Regions from separate parts of the Homo sapiens genome. Here region 2 is linked to region 1. The links are chromatin loops, found by intact Hi-C in ENCODE. Cell type or tissue: heart left ventricle. All regions are shown on one strand. Links, peaks and the distances in the headings refer to the core of each region. The heading gives the core; the rest is flanking DNA.

What was found. Peaks named below come from ENCODE experiments on the same cell type or tissue, not always from the same donor. Only the 100,000 strongest peaks of a DNase experiment are listed, where the experiment ranks them.
Region 2: it touches region 1 in a loop (2.5-fold over the local background); 8 of 110 quality-filtered maps call a loop at or near these places.

What each region holds. Positions count from the first base shown.
Region 1 is chr9:20,280,725-20,289,067 of GRCh38, forward strand. It overlaps a transcript of SLC24A2 not described here. Among named protein-coding and RNA genes, the nearest start is that of MIR4473, 130 kb to the right of the region's middle. RefSeq lists an enhancer at 6,347-6,641. In heart left ventricle, for the core only: no CTCF peak of the experiment used is centred there; no DNase peak of the experiment used is centred there; H3K27ac peaks cover 1,566 bases.
Region 2 is chr9:20,031,441-20,039,783 of GRCh38, forward strand. It overlaps a transcript of SLC24A2 not described here. Among named protein-coding and RNA genes, the nearest start is that of SLC24A2, 250 kb to the left of the region's middle. In heart left ventricle, for the core only: no CTCF peak of the experiment used is centred there; no DNase peak of the experiment used is centred there; H3K27ac peaks cover 1,834 bases.

The sequences.
Region 1 (8,343 bases), core at 116-8,115:
GAAGACATAATTAGGTGAAGGATCTCAAGATGAGATCACCCTGGATTATCTGCTTGGGCCCTAAATCTAATGGCAAATGTCCTTATAAGAAACAGAAGACACAGACACAGAGGTGACAGCCATGTGAAGGTGCAGACCATGCAGCCAGAATCCAAGGGAGGCCTGGAGCCACCAGAAGCAGGAGGAGACAAGGGATAGAATTTTTCCCTAGAGCATCTGGAGGAACAAATGGTCTCTCTCTGTCACCCAGGCTGGAATGCAGTGGCACTATCTTGGCTCACTGCAGCCTCGACTTCCTGGGATGAATGGATCCCCCAACCTCAGCCTCCCAAGTAGCTGGGACTACAGGCATGAGACACCATGCCTGGCTGATTTTTGTATTTTTTGTTGAGACAGGGTTTCACCATCTTGCACAAGCAGTTCTCGAACTCCTGGGCTCAAGCGATCCTCCAGCCTCAGCCTCCCAAAGTGCTGGGAATACAGGCGTGAACCACCATGCCCAGCCCAAGCATGAAGTTTTTAAGAAACTATAACTACAACAGCACTCTTTATCTTATTTATACTTTTTAAGGAAACTATAAACTTTTTATACTTTTTATTGAAGTATATACTTTTCACATATATTCAAATATGCACATATCATTAGGATAGAGCTTGATACATTTTCACAACTGAACACAATCATGTAACCAGCACCCAGATCCAAAACGGAACATTACCAGCACCTCAGAAACTTCCATGTACTCTTTTCTCGGTCACTACTCTCCCACAAGAAAAACCATAATGCTGATGTCTAATCACATAGGTTAACTTTGCATATCTTCAAACTTTATATAAAGGTAATCATACAGTATATATTCTTTTATGTGTGTCTTCTTTTGTGCCACATAGTGTTGGTCAGATTTATCCATAATGTTGCATGTAATGAACTGCTCAGCATCATTGTTGTATAGTATTTGATTTGGGGAATATCTCATAGTAGATCCATTCATTCTACTAATAATGGACATTTGGGTTGTCAATTTTTAGCTATTACAAATAGTGCTGCTATAAAAATTCTAGTTTATAGCTTTTGGCAAACATACATATAGAATAATCTGGGGAAAATTGATATCTCTACAGTACTAAATCTTCCAAAATATGAACAACGTACATTTATTTAAGTCTTTTTAAAATTTCTCTCAATATTGTTTTGTAGTCTTTGTTGAACACTGGCACATTTTTCATTAGATTTATTCCTTAGTGTTTTATATTTTTGATGCTATTATAAATTGCACTGGGACTCTGTGGGATTTTAAGGAGATGGAACATTTTAGCAGCCTGAGCTTTATTGCCTTTCTAGACAAGAATCCTAAAATTTTCTTTTATTAAAATGATAGGAGGAGAAAGATTATTTAAATATCCCAAACTATTAAAACTGACAAAAGGGAAAACAAATAAGACCAGAGGCTGCAATTAGCCAATTAGAGTGCCAACTACAAATTCCAGTTTTCACTTCCAACAGTATCAAATAGGCCCCAAGAAACCTTTTCCCAGAAAAGGATCCAAAAGAAATAAGTTGAAATTCCATGGTTTGTGTAAAAGAAATAAACTCTTTTTCATTGATCTCTGGCCAGAGAGTGAGTACTTTTTCTAATTTCAAAAATTTGAAAGGGAGACAAAATCCAATATTTATACATACATATTATGTGTCAAGTGCATTTTACACAATTATCTATCATGACAAACCTACACACTGTTTGCATTTATTCAATTTTCTAGTTGAGGAATCTGAAATCCAAGAGATTAATGCCCCAAATCATACTCTATCAGTGATAGAAATGCAAATTCAGGCCTGACAGATGCCAGCAGCAACCCCGCACCCCCATCTTTAGAAGTAACATGAATTGGTATCTTTTCAACTATTAAAATTAAAGTCATGTTCATTACAGAAATTTTGAAAAATATAGAAAAGTATAAAGAAATGATTTTATAGATATACATTGATTTTCTACTCAGTATCACTTATAATATCCTCACGAGTTTATATACTCTTGAACTTTATCATTCTAACATCTGCATACTTTTTCATCAGTTAATACACTGTAATATTTAAACCAAATACCTTTCATGTTGGACATATAAAACTATTACTATTTTTCATGTAATACATGACTCTGCAATGAACCTTGCATCTGTATCATTGCAACTTTGCACACACCTCTGATTATTTCTTTATGATAAATTCCTCCAAGTATTATCCTGAGTCAAAGGGATAGAAACATGTTAAGACTGTTAATACACATGGTCAAATCCTCCTCTTCCCTTCCCTCCCATCTCCCAGATAAGTCACAGCTTCTTCCTATCCTTAGCAAGAGAGAGGGCCATCTGCTGTGTCTTTGTCTGTGCTGGATATTACCACTTAGAAAAATATTTCCCAATCGGATAGGTCGAAAAAATCATATTTTAATTTACACTTCTTTAAATACCAGTGGTTTTGAGCATCTAGTTATTGGCCATGTGTATTTGTCCATTTGGATGTTGCCGTTTCTCAACAAATGCTCTCTGGATCACTTGCATTAGAATGCTTATGTGCATAGGAAACAGGTCGATTCCTGATTCCCAGTTCAGACTACCTAAAGTGATCCCTGCATGGGGGTTGGAGGGAGGAAATCTGATTTTGTTAGCTCTGCTGGCAATTCGTATGGACTCTAGATTTTGATCATCACTGTCCTCCTCCAGTCGGGCCTCTGCAGATTCCAGACCTAGAAGCAGCAAACAAGTCTACATGTTAGCAGTGGAAGAGACTCGAATTACCCCGAGTTATGGCCGGAATATCCATACGGGTCAGTAGCAACTTCAGTCCTTGCCTCTTCAGAAGAAATAATTCAACTGAGGGGCATAAAGCAGAAAAAGAGACTGAAGCAAGTTCCAGAGCAAGAATGGAAGTCTATTTTAAAAGACGTTAGAACAGGAAAGAAAGGAAAATTCACTTGGAAGAGACCCAGTGGGCACCTGAAGGTCCAAGGGAGAAAAGAGAAAAAAAAAGGGGGGGGGGGGCTTTAATCTTGATCCTACAACTTTATAGGCTCGCCTCTTTCCCACGAAAGGTGTAGGATTCCCGCATGCGCAATGCTTTTCTTGCCCTCTGGAATTGAGCAGGCAGCGTGTTTAGGGAGTTATACGCATGCCCATCTGAGGCATTTTCCTTTTTCCGGTGGCATGTGTTCCCGGAATGTCATACTTCACCATTTTGTCTCTTAACATGCGTGCCCAAAAAGCTGCTTTTCCCTGGGTTCTACATTCAATGAACATTTTTAATGTTAACAGGTGTGGACCATCAGTGGCTTGACTCTCCGTGGCTGCCGAATTATCATTTCTATAGAGGCAATGCGATAATTGCCGAACTATCACTCGACATTTCTAGTGGGTGGGGGAGAGCCCCCTCCTGCCCCACTCATGCCTAACTACCTGTAACATACACAGCCACGGACTTGATCCCTTTATAAGTCAAAATCACTGGTGATCCTCACATGAAGCTTTTGTTTGTCTATATAATTCAAATGTGTTTTCAGGTATTTTTTTTTTTAAAGAGATGGGGTTTCACTCTGTTGCCTAGACTGGAGTGCAGTGGTGTGATCATAGCTCACAGCAGGCTCGAACTCCTAGGCTCAAGCAATCCTCCAGCCTCAACCTCCCGAGTAGCTGGAACTACAGGCAGGCACAACCATGCGCAGCTCAGGTACATTATCTTAATAACTGCAGAGAAATCTCTGAGATGTCATAGTTCAACCCCTCATTTAGCCATGTCAATAAGCTTAAAACACATTTTTTTTTGTGGTATAGTCAAGCCAATGACTAAAGATTCAACATCTCTGCCCAGCAGGATTCTAACTACATAGCAAAAGAAGAGATTTTTTTAAAGAGAATAAAATTTTTATTTTGAAAAGTTTAAGAAATCCTGCAAGAGCTGTGAAACTAGTAGAGTTTCACAAGTAGAGAACCAAGCACAATAAAGCACCATTCAATCCTGGATTTCAAGGAGCCAGATGAAAAGCCTAGTAGGGTGGGGTCCTCAGCCTCTCCTATCTTACTTCCCTTCACTGATTAGGCCCTAGCAAATAGAAACAAAAGGATTGTTTTCCTGAGGACAGCATGTACATGTTTAAAGACATTCAGCTTCTGTAAATGCCTTACAGGGAATTTTAAGGACATAAAAGCTACAATGATATTGTTTGAGAAGCTGCTTTTTTCTTATGCCTTTGCAATTCAAGCAAGCCAAATATAATTCTATTAGCAGTTTTTAAATGTTAAGTGTAAGGATTACCTAATATTTACTACCAGCAGGCCAAAATGACGCAAACAATAGGCCAGAGCTAGCAGGGTGGGCAGGAGGTGGCACGTCATATTCATGTGAGGAAACCTCTTCCCAAGGAAATAGGTAGAAGCATCCCTGTTACCGACTGAATCATGCTGCCCTCCAAATTCATGTTGAAGTCCTAACATCCAATGTGACTGCATGTGGAAATAGGGCCTTATATTAGTCTGAGTGCTCCAGAGAAACAGAACCAATAGGATGTATATATAATATGTAGAAAGAGGTTTATTATAAGGAGTTGGCTTGTGTGATTATGAAGGTTGGCAAGACATTGATATGCAGAGTGAATCGGCAAGCTGGAGACCAAGGAAGGCAATTTAATTCTAGTCCAAGGCTGAAGGCCTAGAACCAGGATGAACTGATGTTTCAGTATGAGTCTGAAAGCAGGAAAAAAGCTGATGTTTCAATTCCAAGGCATCAAGCAGGAAGAATGCTCTTCTACTTGAGGGAGGGACAGGCTTTTTGTTCTACTTAGGCCTTTAACTCATAGGATGAGGGCCACTGATATCAGAGAGGGCAAGCTGCTTTACTCCATCTACCAATTTAAATGTTAATCTCATCCAAAGTCACCTCACAAATGTACCCAGAATGTTTGACCAAATTTCTGGGTCCAGTCAAGTTGACATACAAAATTAACTATCACAAGAAAAGTAAGGTTCAAACATTACGATCATAAGGGTGGGGCCCTAATTCTATATGACTGGTGTCTATATAAGAAGGGGAGACTGGGACACACAGAGAGACACCAAGGAAGGGCATGCACAGAGGGAAGTCCATTTGAGGACACAGCAAGCAAGTGGCCATCAGCAAGCCAAGGAGAGAGGCTCAGGAGAAACCAAACCTGCCAACACCTTGATCTTGGACTTCCAGCCTCCAGAACTGTGAGAAATAAATTTCTGTTGTTTAAGACACCCAGACTGTGGTATTTTGTTATGACAGCCTGAGCAGACTAACACAGTCCCCTTCCCAGGAAGGAAGAGAAAACAGCTTTCCTGTTGCAAATCATCATATATGAAGAACTTATGCCTGCACTGAGCTATGCATTTTTCACCCACTGCTCTCATTTATCCTTATGACACTGTCCAGAGGTGGGTGCGCATATCTTTGTATCAGTTAGGAATAGGTTTGGTTGCACATAATAGAAAATCCAAGCTACCATGGCTTGACCAAATGAAGGCTTATTTTTCTCATATTCAATAACTACAGAAGAAAGCAGACCAGGGCTATGAGGCAGCTCAGGGAGATGATGTGGCAGCTGTCACATCCAGGCTCCATCAAGCTTCTGCTGTTTAGCTATCCTTCATGCATGGCTTTTGTTCTTTGCTTATTTCCTTGTACTAACAAGAATATAACTCCATATCTGGCATTCAGGTAGGAAGAATAGTAAGGATGATGAGCAAAAGGCACAGGACAACTCAGTTTCTCTTTTAAAAAAGGTTTTACAGAAAAGCAGAACTCCTGTTTACAGTTCATTAGATTGCTCTATGTTATGCTGCAAGGGGGGGCTGAGATCTGTCATTTTAGCAGAATAGAACTGAGGGAGAAGGAGAGAATGACTACTGGCAGGCAACAGCAGTGTTTGCCACCTTCCCCTTGCACGGATGAGTATGGATAAATTATACATGTCAGTTGCTATTTAAATCATGACACTTGGGGAAGGGGATGCTATTGATAATAATGCCAGGACAGCAGGCACAAAACAGGACTCTCCTGAACAAAGTGTTTGGATGCACTACAGAGGAGGCCGAGAAAGGATGCTTAACTTGTCCAAGGACACATTGAGGATTCCAACCCTACTAACTCTTACCCCAACACTCATCCTCCTTAACAATTGCACTAGAATGTTATGATTATAAGGATGTAGATGTAGATTATTTGCTTCAGAAACACTAAAGTGCTTGCTAAAAATACTGATTCCTTGACCCTACCCCAGGGCTTTGGATTCAGTGAGTCTAGAGTAGAGGCCCGGAGGTCTGCTTCCTAAATAAACATGCCAGGGTAAGTCTGATGCAGTGAGCTGCATTCCGGGAAACATTGTTTTAAGACAACCAAACCTGTATAAATAAGCACAAATCCTCCACCATGCTTTCACTAGGAGAAAAATGACATTTATTCAACTTCTGTGACTCAGCAGTTTAAAAGGACAATGGGACATTTCTTGCAGGACCTGGTCCTCCTGATAAGGACTAGCCATTACCTAGGGAATCTGGGAACCAGGCAAACATTCATCTCATTGGGGAGAGCAAAGGTGAACAGACCCATGGGAGGCTGCGGGAGGGTCATAGCAGCCCAATGGCCAGAGGTGTGTCTCTCCTCACTCCTGCCCAGGTAACTTTTATATGCTGAGCCTATCAACTCCCCTGGGGTGAGGTGGGGTGGGTTGCAGGAAACCAGCTCTATTCTGATAACCACAGAACAAAAGGGTTGGTAGCCTCTAGAAAAAATACCCAAATAAGACAGAGCAAGTATAGACTTTTCACTCATACAACGAACAGTTTTTTAACACCTACTCTGTGTCAGATTCCTAGTGCTAGGGATATGTTGATGAGAAAATACACAAAATACGTGCCTTCGCAGAGCTTTCAGTTGAGCAATGAGGGAAATCCTACACCAAAGAACCTCACTGGTGAATGCATACTTAACACATTGCCTCTGTTGATCTGAAGGAAGCCTCCAGAGCTACAAGCCCTTACAGAGTGCCAAAACCACCTCTCCATCTCTTCCAGTTAATTCTTCAGTCTCAGTTCATAACATGCTCCCTTAGTCCAGGTCAAACTCCCTGATATTGGCTGATACTCAAATTTCTGTTAAATGCACATATGAAGAAATAAATGCTCTAAGTCCATTTATTACAAAGTTTTCTCAATTTTTACACATATTGATTGCAAGGTATACAAACAATTTGATAACACTTTCTCTTTTTTTTGGTTGGGAGTGGGAAGGGAGGAGTTAGGAAAAAAACACACACACACACATTAAAATTTCCAGACCATACGATGCATCTAAATTTCATGAGTTTGAAAATACAGAGAGAAATGAGTTTTAGAAACAAGGAAAAGCAGTACTTAGTGACTTGCAACCATCATCTGCTCATCACCTGGGCAGGGGCAGGGGAGTATACATTAGTACATCAGTATTTTCTGCATCTGCCTGTAGGAACCTCAAGGCCAGGGAAGGTCAGACTTGGTGTAATGCAAGGGTTCATATGGCAGTTTGTATTTTCCAAAGCCTCTCATTCCTCATGTTCTTCTTATAAGGTGGCATCAACACTCCTCCTACCAAGAAGTAAAGTCTGTTCCCTCCTCTTGCATCTAGAGGATGAGTGCATGCCGGGGGTGCGGGAGGTGGGGTAGTGGGAGAGGAGGGAATGGGTAACTTCTCCAAACTATAGAATACAGTGGAAAGGGCCAGGTGCGGTGACTCATGCCTGTAATCCCAACATCTTGGGAGGCTAAGGCAGGTGGATCATTTGAGGCCAGGAGTTTGAGACCAGCCTGGCCAATATGGCGAAAACCTATCTCTACTAAAAATACAAAAAATTAGCAAAGCATGGTGGCACATGCCTGTTTGGAAGGCTGATGCACAAGAATCACTTGAACCTGGAAGGCGGAGGTTGCAGTGAGCAGAGATTGTGCCACTGATGGAGTGAGACTCTGTCTCAAAAAAAAAAAAAAAAAAAAAAGAATGCAATGGAAGAGACACAATGCAACTTCCCAGGCTACGTTACCTCTCTGCCTAGCTCTGGCTGTCTCCTAGGATGCTCATCCTCAGTACAGTTCAGCTGCCATGTTGGCAGGAAGCACAGGCCACATGAAGAGGTCATATGTAGGTGTTCCAGCTGACAGCATCAGAGAATGTCTCAACTGACAGCCGGCATCAACCACCAGACAAGTCCCTGAGTCAGAGCCTTCAGATAATTCCAGCCACTAGATTTCAGTGGCTGGAATTATCTTCAGCCACTGAAGATAATTCAGTCACCCCAGCTG
Region 2 (8,343 bases), core at 267-8,266, 250 kb before region 1:
GAAAAATCTCATGGTGCATTGAAATGCTAAGAATTAAATTTTTATAAATTAAAGAGTAAGCCACCAATGAATGGATTATAAATAAGTTTAAATTTAGTGGACCATAATTGTGAGAGAAGGATGTACTTTTTTAAAAAAATCAAAAGATCACTAGGAATAACACCAATGTCTATCACAGAGTTATGTGAGGGTTCACTGAGATGAGCTGTAAAAGGTGTCACTACAAAACTTGTTATAGAACACAGCCTCCATATACATCATTCCATTCCCAGGTCCCCAGGGATAGAACTCCAGGCTGCTGGTCAGCCCCAATCCTGACTCTAGGATTTTGGCACTTGTATCCAGACAACCTAGGACTCAGCTACAAGTCACCTCTGTTGCTGTAGGGGCGTTGGTGGGCTGGTAAATGTTTAACAACAGCACGAGAGAAAGAAAGAAAAAGCCCAGATTTGTAGTGTGCACCAATTCTAATTGTGTAAATACTCCCATAATCACCGATATCAAAATATCAATATGATATCAGAGAACCTAGAGTTGAGAGGGACACAATTCAGATCTTATGAGTCAGTGTCTGCGTTTCAAGCTCGTGACTGCCCCAAGGGACTCTGACTATGCGTCTAGTCTGATGGGCTCCTATGTATTTCCTAAGGCCTGATCTATACCTTGAACAGCCTTCTATCTTATCAGGTTCTTCAGTTTTTGTTACCCTGGACCTTTTTAACCGATTAAAGCTTTGGGTGGGAATTGAGGCCAGGAAATGCTCTTGTCTCTTTCAAATGGGAGATACTTCAATCTAAATTCCTTAATTCTCTCTGTTACAATGATTGCACGTCTTTTCACTGTTTAATTAACAGAGGAGAGCTCTCTTGTATATTTGACCCACAGCAATTAAGCCACCAGCAAAGTTTGCAGGGAAAAGAAGGATGATGATTTAATTAGAGGTTAAATAATGAATTATTAATTATTGAATTGAATTAGTATTAATTAGTTTGTAAAGTGCAATAATTACATCTTTTGTGTTTTAGTATGGGACTGTGTTTTATAATTATCTGCTAAATCAATTATGTAGCCATTAGCATTTTGCCCAAGGGTCGGGTTACCATTGTTTTTTGTTCTCTGCAGACTGTAGATGACAGAGAAGTACGGTAACTATGTTCCTTCACATAAATTGTATCCTGTTTACAGTAAAATGTTAGACAACTTAGGTCATTGAGTGCTCAGTTTTTCAGTTAATGTGGACAAGGAGATGAACAATTCTGCATTATTTATCGTAGAAAGCATTTTGCCCTTAGAGTTTCTTGCCATGAATGAGGTGGTGGCGGGAGCTGGTTCTAGTAAGGAACAGGAAGGACCCAACCCAGGGAGGAGTGGGGTAAAGGTGAAGCAGGGTAGGGACAGGAGCAGGGATGGAAAAACACAGTGTATTGCAAGCTGACTTAACTATTCCTCATTCCCAGCGGCTGACCGAAAACTAGAAAATGGCAAGACGTAACTCCGATTTCCCTTTTTACAGCTGGTATGCTTTGCCTTTTGGGGTCAAAAATACCTTGGTGAATCAGATATTCAACACTGCACAAAAGGTTGAATATAATTTTAGAGTTCATGCGTCCCCTGAAGTTCATTCACGAACTCACAGATTTAGATTTTCAGGGTTTAGAAATCTGCATCTTAAATAAGCAGTTAAAGGAGGTTTTATGTGTCTGAGAAACATGACTGTGTGGCTTTCTAGGTTAAAAATCCCTCATACCTGGTGTTTTCAAAAAGACCTTGAGCAGTGTAGTAATAGTGAAAGAATAACAGCATTAGATTCAGACAGACCTGGGTCCAAATTCAAGCTTCTCCACTTAATTGCTGAGCACGTCATTTAATTGTTCTAAGCCTCAATTCCTCCACCACAGATAAGTGGAGACTTGCAATGAAATACTTGATATGGTACCTAATAGGGATGTAATACCTAATATGCAGGACTGCTAGGAGAAATAAATGAAAAAATGAATTGGAAAATACTGGTCTTAAGAAATGTTTGTGACTCCCTTTTACTTTTTAGTAGACAGGTGGAGGGTAGAGAGTTGATAGAAATAATTTGTGACAATGGACAGGATTCTTATTACAGAGTGTGGAGAACTGAATAATTGCTAAAGAAATGCATTATAATTTACTAAATCAAGGTTACGATGATATGCCCAGACAGCAGTATCTGATAATACATTAGCATGGTAAAAGACACTCCCACCAGTGCCCTGACGGTTTAAGATTCCACAGCAACTCACAGAAGTTACCCTATGTGGTCTAAAAAGGGGAGGAACCCTTACTTGTGAGAATTCCCTGCCCCTTTCCTAGAAAACTCATGAATAATCCACCCCTTTTTTAGCATATGATCAGGAAATAACCTTTAAAAATAGCCTACCAGCAGCCCTTAGGGCTGCTCTGCCTAGGGAATAGCCACCCTTTTACTCCTTTAATAAACTTGTTTTCACTTTACTCTGTTGGCTCACTCTTGAATTCTTTCCTGCAAGAAGCCAAGAACTCATGTGGCCTTCTAGGCTGAACCTCAAAATTACCACATTAGCACTGTAGATATTTTTCCAAACTGGACTGTAACAGTGAGGACAAAGTTGACCAAAGAGAGAAAGTTAAAGATATGGAGGAAATTTTGCCAAAGATCTAAAAAGGATTGAAAATGCCTCAAAAGCACTGTCAGCTCTCACTGGCTATCCTTCCTGCTTGATTATCTACACGACCCCTTCCTTACAAAATAGTTTCAACCTGGATAAAATATTCTTTTTATTATAGAAATATTCTTCAGGTTTTATAGCAGAAGTTGATGTAAAAGCATAAGATTTGCTCTATGCAAATTGTCTTTGTAGAAATAAAAGATGCCTAAACTGATTTGAAACACCTCTCTGTGGTACTGCATTACTTTTGCCTTCATTTCCTTCTTTCAGATGTTTTACAAATGGATTCAGCTGCTGGGGAAAATGTACTTATTTTAAACACTCTGGCCTTTTAAGTTTTTTTTTTTTTTTTTTTTTTTTTTGAGACGGAGTCTCTCTCTGTCGCCCAGGCTGGAATGCAGTGGCGCGATCTCTGCTCACTGCAAGCTCTGCACCCCCCACCCCGGGTTCACTCCATTCTGCTGCCTCAGCTTCCCGAGGAGCTGGGATTACAGTGGCCCGCCACTATGCCCGGCTAATTTTTTTTGTATTTTTAGTAGAGACGGGGTTTCACCGTGTTAGCCAGGATGGTCTCGATCTCCTGAACTCGTGATCCGCCCGCCTTGACCTCCCAAAGTGCTGGGATTACAGGCGTGAGCCACCGCGCCCGGCCTGCCTTTTAAGATTTAAGAACCAGTAGATACTGTTTAAAATGGAACTAGCACTGATTCCACAATTGTTGGTGAATGTTCAATAGGAAAAAAAGATTCCATTTTAAGGGAGCTTATATTACAAAATTACATTGGTGAACGTGCATGTTTGAAATTCATACTCCATTTCCTCTATAGGAATGTCACAAATGGTAAATTGTGACACTTCCCAGGTTTTCCCAAGAAAAAATATAGTTAAAATGTGCTGTATAATTAAATGAAAAATATATATATACTAGAAAAAAGTACCATATTATTATACTTACAGAAATTGAGAAAAAAATAAGAGCAATGAATGTGGTAGAATTTTGAAGACTAGGGCTGAGTCCTAGTTCTAATTTTTACTGACATTAGGAAAACCATTTAAGGTCTCTGAACATCCACAACAGTTAGGTATGAAAACTCTTGATTTTACACCCGGAATGAAGTAAGTTCTAAATAAGTTTGGTAAGTTAAGTGGGGTGATTAAATAAGACAATACTTGTAAAGCACTATAGTGTCCATTATATAGGAAATGCTCAATAAATATTAGCTATCATTACCAGGATTAATCATTTTGAACTGTTGGAAACTTAATTAAGATGTATAAGTTTGCCAAGAATATGCCAGTTCCTGAAAAAAGTGGAGACTTCCAATGAAAAATGAAGCTGCAGAAGATTTTGAAACAGGCTGTGCATGGTGGCTCACACCTATAATCCCAGCATTTTGGGAGGCCAAGAAAGGAGGATTGCTTGAGCCCAGGAGTTCAACACCAATCTGGGCAACATAGTGAGACCTCATCTCTACAAAAAATAAAAAAGTTAGCTGGGTGTGGTGGTGCACATGTGTAGTCCCAGCTATTCGGGAGGCTGAGGCTGAAGTGGGAGGATCACTTGAGCTCAGGACGTCCAGGCTGCAGTGAGCCAGGATAGCGCTGCACTCCAACCTGGGTGACAGAGTGAGAACCTGTCTCAATAAATAAATAAATAAATTGAAATGGACATCTCTCTGAACCTTTGAAAGGTTTAAAAGTTGATGGTGCTAGGTTTTCTTCTCATCCAATTTCATGTCAAAACCACTGCCTTGCTGTTCCCTAGAAAGAAAGTTATCAATAGCAGAACAGTTATTCTTTGCCTGAAATGGCTAGGGGTATAATTTGGCTCGGATAGGAGTCCTAAGGAAGAATAAAAGGCAAGAGAAAGAGAGAATGAATGTGATTTATAAGATAATTGGAAAGGAGAGAGAAAAAGAGAAAGGATATGGGGAGAGAATGAAATGTCTAAGAATTGAGTGATTCTCTCTGAGCAGAAGTTTTGAAAAGAAACCGAAGTAGATTCAAAGAGCTCTCCATACTACCTCCCAAGCGGCAATAACATTTTAGTTTTATTTGTTAATTCAGATTGTATTTTCATTATATATTGACAAATTTTAGTTGTATATATTTATGAGGCACAAAGTGATGCTATGATTTTTTAATATAATGTAGAATAATTAAATCAACCTAATTAACCTATCCGTTACCTCAAATATTTGACACTTGTTGTAATGGGAACATTTGAGATTTATTCTCTTAGCAATATTGAAATGTACAGTACTCAATTATTAGCTATAATTACCACATTGTGCAATAGAACTTAGAAAAAAAATCAAACTTATTCCTCCCGTCTAATTGAAGCTCTGTACCCTCTGATTATTATCTTCCCATTCCCCCCCACTACCCAGTCTTCGGTAACTACCATTCTGTTCTCTGCTTCTATGAGTTCAATTGTTTTAGATTCCACATGTAAGTGAGAACATGCAGTATCTGATTTTCTGCGTCTGTCTTATTTCACTTAGCAAAACATCCTCCAGTTTCATGCATGTTGTCACAAATGACAAAATTTCTTCCTTTTTAAAGGCTGAATAGAATTCCATTGTGTATATACAGTCATCTTTCGGTATCCCTGGGGGATCAGTTATAGGATGCCGGAGGATACCACAATGCAGGATGCTTGATTCCCTTATATCAAATGGTGTAGTATTTGCATATAACCTATGCACACACATATATATGTGTATATATATGTGTGTGTGTATATACATATGTATATATGTGTGTGTGTGTGTGCGTATATATATGTATGTATGTATATACATGGAGTTTTGCTCGTTACCCAGGCTGGAGTGCAATGGCGTGATCTCAGCTCACTGCAACCTCTGCCACCCAGGTTCAAGAGATTCTCCTGCCTCAGCCTCCCAAGTAGCTGGGATTACAGGTGACCATCACCACATCCAGCTAATTTTTTTGTACTTTTAGTAGAAATGGAGTTTCCCCATGTTGGCCAGGCTGGTCTTGAACTCCTGACCCCAGGTTACCCACCCACCTCGGCCTCCCAAAGTGCTGGGATTACAGGCGTGAGCCGCTGCACCTGGCCTATATTTTAAATCATCTATAGATTACTTACACGCCCAACACAATGTAAAGACTATGTAAATATTGTTTGCACTTTATGGTTTAGGGAATAATGACAGGAGAGAAAAGTCTGTACATGTACAGACTCAACCATCCACTTTTTTTGCCTGAATGTTTTCGATTTGAAGTTGGTTGATTCCACAGATGCAGAACTCACAGATACTGAGGGCTGACTGTATATGACATTTGCTCTATTTATCTGTTGATGCACAATTAGGTTGATTCTATAACTCAGCTATTGTGAATAGTGCTGCAATATATATGGGTGTACAGATATCTCCTTCACATTAATCCATAGGGTAAATACTCAGAAGTGAGATTACTGAATTGACAGTAACATTCTGGTGGGGTCCTAGGGCAAGGGTAAGTGAGTCAAATGTAAAACATGGTCCCAAATAGACTATTTACAAGTCAGGCGCTTATGATTTGGGCAATGTCTAACACAGTGGTTCTCAACTATGGGGCATTTTTGCCTCCCAAGAAATATTTGGTAATGTCTGGAGACACTTTGGATTGTCTTGAGTTTATGACTCGGAAGAAGGACAAGACAAGGGATGGGTTGTGTAAATGGCCTCTAGTAGGTGGGGGCCAGGGATGCTGCAAAACATTCCACAAGGAAGAGCCCAGCTCTTCAACTAAGGGCCAGCCCCAAATGTCAAAAATGCTGAGGTTTGAAAATCCTGACCAAAAGCAATATCAAAAAATTATTTTAGGATGATTACAATATTATCACTTCAAAAGTTTTGATCAAAAAACATCAGAATTGGGAGGGTTTGGAGAAAATGAGCTTATTCTCCATTATCTGAGAGTATAAATGTTGGATGTTTCAGGTTTTCAGCTCTTTGGGGTCATCTTAATTCCAAAGTATGGCAGACTGTTTTAAAATTGAATCTCCCAAAAATATTCCCATATAATTAGAGGCATTGACTCCAGAGTTAAGTTTCTTGCACTTGAATTCCACCTCTGCCATTTCCCAGCTGTGTAAGCTTGAACAAGTTAACCTCTAAGCTTCAATTTCTTTGTCTGTTAAGTGAAGATAATAAGACAGCCCTCACAAGAGATGAGAGATGAATGAGCTAACTAATAATAATAGCTATTGCCCTTGTCATTGTTTCAACTGTTTCCTCTCAGGTGACTGGGGTCTTTGGCCCAATACCCCAGTAAGGACCTTGATTACCTCCTAGGCTGGAATTATATATCCAGTGTCAGAGGTGGAAGGCCTAAGCCTGGAAGCCTGACTCAACGCAGTGCTCTCTGCAGGTGACCCTACGAATAAAAACTCAACACACTGCAGAAATGCTGAGTGTGAGGCACTTTTATTTGCAGTGCTTTCTCTTCTCCCATCCTCTCCCTTTCTACGATATTTTTTTTCAGCAGAGTCAGTAAAAGAAACAAACAAAAAAAAAAAAAAAGGCTTTTCTTGCAAGATAAAATCAGGAATTAAACTAAAAGTCACAGTCTCCTCATTTGCATTTTAAAAGTACTAGTTTCACAAATAATAAGCAAAAACAGATTGTTACAGATTGTTAGATTACAGGCCTGATATTACAGTGGCACAGATAATAGAAGGAGTAAAACCACATGGAGGCACAGAATAATTTCTGCTGCTAAGGAGGCAGGAAAGATAAGTCGAGAAAAGTCTTAGAAAGAGAAAATCAAACTGAATTTATTTTTTAAGTTTCGTAAAATTTTTTTAAAAGCAGGCTTAAAATGTGTTTTTTAAGTAAGAAAATGGATGCGTCTTAAATAGAAATGGAAATTCAACATAATATAAAATGTCACAGAAGTAATGGACTAAGAGAGAACAGATGTTAAAACTTAAATTAAAAAGGTGTGGGTGAAGGAGAAAAAGAAAGCAAGAGGAAAATATAGACAGAAGGGGGAAAGGAGGCGGCATGGTGTGGTGGAAAGACGCTGAGCCAGACGGGCTGGCCCTGAGTTTTAGCCCTGGTGTGTCTCTTCTGTGACCTTGACAAAATCTCAAACTTCTTTGTGCCTCAAATGACCCAAAGGGACTACCTGTGTTCTGCTATGTCTAGAGCCACCCTGGGCCTGTCCTGGTGTACTGCAGGGGAGTGGGGCAGATGAAGACGACCTGGAAGCTGGAATTGGGGATGCCAACTGGGATGCGGCAGCTGGCAGCAAGGCTGAGGGAAAGGTTGGGAGGGAAACCCAGTCCAGGGCAGGAGGAAATTTCTGGAAGGTGCAAGAACAATGGTGGACATTAGGGAGCAGAAGCTGTGATAACAATGTTATTCCCATGGGTGACCCAACTATATTGGGAAGAATTTAGGAGCAGGTGAGACAAGCAGGAGGGCAGGAGGTTGGCATTGTGGAAATAGGCAGCAAGTCCCCAGTTCCTGGGCTTAGGTTTCGGGACATGTTTCCACTCCCCAGGGGTGGCTCACTGTCAGGGCAACTTGGAGCCCACTGCTGGAAACTTGGAGGTACTGGGCACAGGGGAAGAAAATGGGGATTCAGTTGTAAGAATTGGAGAATGAGGTAGGAACCAAGTCACAGAAACAAGGATAAAAAGTCTCTCCCATAT